Linked DNA regions of Homo sapiens: region 1 is linked to region 2. Evidence: chromatin loops called from intact Hi-C (ENCODE). Cell type or tissue: ascending aorta. All regions are shown on one strand.

Evidence for each region. A loop is a pair of places that touch in the nucleus more often than their neighbours do. Peaks named below come from ENCODE experiments on the same cell type or tissue, not always from the same donor. Only the 100,000 strongest peaks of a DNase experiment are listed, where the experiment ranks them.
Region 1: it touches region 2 in a loop (2.3-fold over the local background); 7 of 110 quality-filtered maps call a loop at or near these places.

The regions. Positions count from the first base shown.
Region 1 is chr22:24,061,234-24,063,733 of GRCh38, forward strand. CABIN1 (calcineurin binding protein 1) reads left to right here. Exons shown (of 37, transcript NM_012295.4): 13 at 714-792; 14 at 1,726-1,913. Among named protein-coding and RNA genes, the nearest start is that of CABIN1, 51 kb to the left of the region's middle. In ascending aorta, a CTCF peak has its summit at 986 (motif pointing right); a DNase peak (open chromatin) is centred at 968.
Region 2 is chr22:24,173,997-24,176,496 of GRCh38, forward strand. CABIN1 (calcineurin binding protein 1) reads left to right here. Exons shown (of 37, transcript NM_012295.4): 35 at 2,115-2,279. Among named protein-coding and RNA genes, the nearest start is that of SUSD2, 6.2 kb to the right of the region's middle. RefSeq lists an enhancer at 1,111-1,970 and a silencer at 1,338-1,397. In ascending aorta, a CTCF peak has its summit at 1,371 (motif pointing left); a DNase peak (open chromatin) is centred at 1,375; H3K27ac peaks cover 2,427 bases.

The DNA of each region.
Region 1 (2,500 bases), 110 kb before region 2:
TGGAGCTCAAGGGAACACAAGGTGCTCTGGCCCCTTACTCCTGTTGGAGGTGGGACACTGAATGCTGAAGCAGGAGCACCAGGAACATTCAGGGATGCCTGGTGGTCTTTCTGACTTGAGAGCACAGGAGGTAGAAGAGCTTGTAGGTCAGTCATCCCTTGGTGGGCACCCTCCACTGAGTTACCTCAGGGCAACCTCCTGGCAGCTTCTGCCCACCAGGCCATGCTCCCCTGGGGCAGTTGTGAAACAGCAGGAGGAACCAGGGCTTTGATCCCCAGGCAAAGCAGGCTGATGATCACCTTCCAGCTGTGCCCAATGGGCAAGTGCCTTCTCATCACTGAGCCTCAGCTTCCTCAAGTGCCCTGGGAATGGTATACCAGCTGCCCAGAACTTTTAAGGGTTGAGTTCTATAATTTGGATGCAGTGTCCGTCCCAGCACTTGGCAGGTGACAGGGCTGCCTCTTCAACAGGACAAGAACTCTGAAGACCGGTCTCCTGGCCTCTCCCAAGTCTTGTCCCAACATACATCCATGTGGCTCTTTTTATGTTCTGGCGAGTAGCCACTGATTATCACTTATGAAATGGCAAGTGGATAGAAAGAATTATATTTTTATCAAAAAGTATAGTTTTGTTTCCTTCCACAGCCCCCTACCCCCCACACTGTGAAGAGGCTTTGTGATACTGTTCTTGACCTTCCTGTGTCTGTCCTGCAGGACATGATGCTGATGTCTCTCTCCTGCATGGAACTCCAGCTGGACCAGTGGCTGCTGACCAAAGGCAGAAGCTCTGCAGGTAGGAGGCATTATGTGTTCTGTGGCCAGGCTAATATCTGAACCCCCAGCAGCTGGGAGAAAGCTGAGGCGGGAGACTGAGTCATGGAATTTAGCCTTATATCTACAGTAGGCACATTTTTTGGGTTGGCTTGTCAGGGTCCCAGGGAAATCTCCTGGATACTCAAGAAGTGGTTAGCAGTAGCTGAGCCCCCAGAGGGAGCCACCTCCCTGCTTTGCTGTTACACAAGATTGAAGGAAGTGGGATCTCAGTTTTGGTGTGACTGTTCAATGCAGTGCTTTATGTATTATGTAGCTTCAGTAATTTTTCTGGTGATACGGATTTTTTTTTTTTTTTTTTTTTTTTTTGGTAAGACAGCGTCTTGCTCTGTCACCCAGGCTGGAGTGCAGTGGCATGATCTTGGCTCACTGCAACCTCTGCCTCCCAGGCTCAAGTGATTCTCCCATATCAGCCTCCCGAGGAGCTGGGACTACAGGCGTGTGCCACCATGCCTGGCTAATTTTTGTATTTTTTGGCAGAGATGGGGTTTCACCATGTTAGCCAGGCTGGTCTTGAATTCCTGACCTCTAGTAATCCGCCCACCTCAGCCTCCCAAAGTGCTGGGATTACAGGCATGAGCCACTGGGCCCAGCTTCATTCTGACTTTTAAACTACCACCTGGTGGAATGTAGATATACTCAATGCTGTCTGTAAAATTGCTTCCCCTTGCCCTTGCCCCTGACTCTCGGCAGGGGGCAGGGTCTCTGCATATCTTTGTCTTAACTGGTCCAACCTCTCTGATGCCTGCCACTCAGGGAGCTGTAGGGCTCTGAGGGGCTTAGGGTGCCCCTGGAGATAGGGTGGGTGTGGTTAGGGCCAAGTGCAACTTCTGAGAAGCAGAAGGGCATTAGAATGCTACACATGAAGTTGACTCGTTGGCCTGATGGTTTTTAGTGTCTCCTCGGAACTGCCCTGCTGGTATGGTGAATGGCAGATTTGGACCTGACTTCCCAGGGACCCACTGCCTGGGTGACCTCCTACAGCTGTCATTTGCCTCGTCCCAGCGCGACCTGTTCGAGGATGGTTGGCTGGAGTTTGTGGTCCGTGTTTACTGGCTGAAGGCTCGCTTCCTGGCGCTGCAGGTTAGTTCCATGGTCAGCTGCTTGGGGAGCATGCCCTGACACCCAGCAGGGTGGGCAGAAAATTGACCATGTTGAGGGTGTGTGTGTGTATGTGTGTGTGTGTGTGTGTGTGCATGCATGTGTACATGCATAGCACCTGCCCGGGCACTGGGCTTGGCATGAGAAAGTGTGACACAGTGGGGAATTCTCAGCATCTCAGACTTCCAAGCATGATACCAATCTGTAAAGCTCTTTAGCATAACCACAGAGCTCTGGAAGGCATTTGCTCTGCCTCTACCTCCCCCACTCAAGATTGCCTTGGCATCTTGACTCTTTGCTTATGTTTTCCTGAGAGAGCCCGAGCAAGTGAATAAACAGATACAGAGCTTTCTAGGAGGGAATTATTCACCTGTTTTATGAGAGTTCTGGGAAAGCTTCCCTTCAGAGCCTGGTCTGGAAGGCCAGGATGGATTGGCTGTTACCTAGCACCTTGCACATGGTGGTACTGGTACACTGTGGTAGAATGAGTCAAGAGATTGCTAGGGCCCTGTCAGCAACCATTTAGTCTAAAGAAAGCAACACTGTTTGATGTGAAGAACATTAGTTCT
Region 2 (2,500 bases):
TTTTTTTTAATTTTTATTTTTTATTTTTAGTGGAGACAGGGTTTCCCCATGTTGGCCAAGCTGGTCTTGAACTCCTGACCTCAGGTGATCCGCCTGCCTCAGCCTCCCAAAGTGCTGGGATTACAGGAATGAGCCACCAAGCCTGGCCTGTTTGTTTTCCTCACTCTGTTGCCCAGGCTGGAGTGCAGCAGTGCGATCATGGCTCACTGCAGCTTCAACCTCCCTGGGCTCAGGTGATCCTCCTACCTCAGCCTCCCAAGTAGCTGAGACTACAAGCATGGGCCACTACGCCTGGGTAATTTTTGTATTTTTTGTAGAGATGGGGTTTCACCATGTTGCCCAAGCTGGTCTTAAACTCCTGGGCTCAGGAGATCCACTCGCCTCAGCCTCCCAAAGTGCTGGGATTACAGGTGTGAACCACCATACCCCGCCTGAGGATGGTGACGTCAAGGTGTGGGGGTGATGGGAGCCCAGTGCCGTAATCAGTTGGTCAGTGTTGGTAGCTGACTTACTCCCACGAAGACCCAGCTCCTGTCCCTCTGCCTGGGGCTGTCTTGCCTTGTACCAGTCCCATGCTCTCGTCTTGTAGTTTTTGAGGGTCAGGAATTTACAGTGGCTTTGTGGGGTAAAGTTGGCTCAGGGTCTCCCACGTGGTTGCAGTCAAGCTATCATCAGTGCATCTGAGCTCCCTTGGGGTGTTGGCAGCCTCAGGTCCTCACTGGTTATTGGCCAGAGGCCTCAGCTCCTCCTGTGGGCCTTTCTATAAACAGCTGAGTGTCCCCGGATCATGGTGACTGGTTCTCCCCAGAGCCATTGACCCCACCGAGAGAACACAGAGGAAGCCATGGTGTCTTTTATAACCTAATCTCAGCAGCAACTGAGATCTCTGTAGGCCACACACACCTCCCTGGGGTGTGGGAAGGCCTGGTGGATGCCAGGGCCAGGGGTAGCGGAGTAGGGGGCTAGAGACTGCCTGCTTTCCCTCTGCCTGCCTGTCCCACCATCAAGCAGGCCAAAGCTGTAATTCATGTCCTTCTCTCCTCTGTTAGATCTAAGAAAGAGGATCTGTTTCCTAGCATACCTTCTTCAGCCTGGAGAGTTGATCCTTTTCTATTCCCATTCCCAAAACCAAATTAAATGGCCTTTTGCCAGGATGGAACTGTTGAATGACACTGGGGGCAGGGGGCGAGGGGGTGGAGGCTTGAGACAAGGCCTCAGCCAGCCTGGGGCAGGAGCCTCAGGCAGAGCAGCTGGATGGGGATGGCCATGGCCGCTGAGGCCTCTGCCTAGCCCAGCAGTCGCCTGCTGGCCCCAGCTTTGTACCGGGAGCTGTCACTCCTGCTGACCAAGGAGGGGAGCTGGCTCCCCCTGCTGGAGAGGATGGAGGGCCTCCTGGCAGAGGAGCGGGATGGGGAGGCGGTGGGGTGGCTGGAAAGGCAGTGGTTGATGACCAGTGTGGTGGGAGAGTCCAGACCTGAGTGAGAAGGTGGGGAGCAGCAAGGGAAGTGAGGGCCTGGAGGCCTGGGAACCGGGGACCGATGCTGAGTAGTCACCTGGCCAGCAGCCACAGGCACAGCATTTGCCCCTCAGGCCCATCCCGGCCTTGGCCCAACTGAGCCCAATTCCTGGCCCCTGCCTCAGGCCAGGGAAGGTGTGGCTGGCTGGGCAGGAGCCATAGTGCCAGCGTCTACTTTGGTCTTAGTTGGGTTGTTTGGATTTTGGTCCTGACCTCGTTTCTGAATGCTGCTTATGTGAGCTGGAGGGAGAGTGGACACTGCCCCCCCATCCCCTCTCACTGCCTTGTGATGGGATCTTAAGAGAGGCTGGGCCTCGAAGACTCAGGTGTGGCCCCACTGGGTCAGGTGTATAGCCCTCTCGGGAGGCGGAGGAGCCCTCTGGGGGTGGGGAGCCAGCCCCTACCAGTGTCCTCTTGGGTGGTGAGTGGTTTCTTGGCAGCACCAACCTGGACTGCCTCAGCCAGGACCCCAGCATTGGCCACACTCCCCTGCCCAGTGTCCCAGGGCACAACCTGGGCCCATAGGACCTGACACAGATGCGTTGGAGCCTGCGGGGTGGATGAGTCTATTACCTGCAGTGAGCCCATGTCCCCACAGAGGGAGAAGAGCTGGCGAGAGTGGCAGAGGGCACCAGCTTCCCGCCTCAGGAGCCACGGCACAGTCCGCAGGTGAAGATGGCCCCCACAAGTTCCCCGGCAGAGCCACACTGCTGGCCGGCAGAGGCTGCCCTGGGCACAGGCGCTGAGCCCACCTGCAGCCAGGGTAAGGCGAGTTGGGAGCAGCCCAGCACCAGCCCCCAGGAGGCTGCCTCACAGCTGGCAGCCAGGGTGGGTTTCCCGGCCTGGCCTTGAAGGGCAGGGCCTGGGGATGCCCCATGGAATGAGATGGGGAGGAAATGGGGGTAGTGCAGGCTGGACAGGGGAGCCAAGGGAGAGGCCCAGGCTGAAGAGTTTAATGCGTGGCCCATTGTGTCAGGGGCTGGG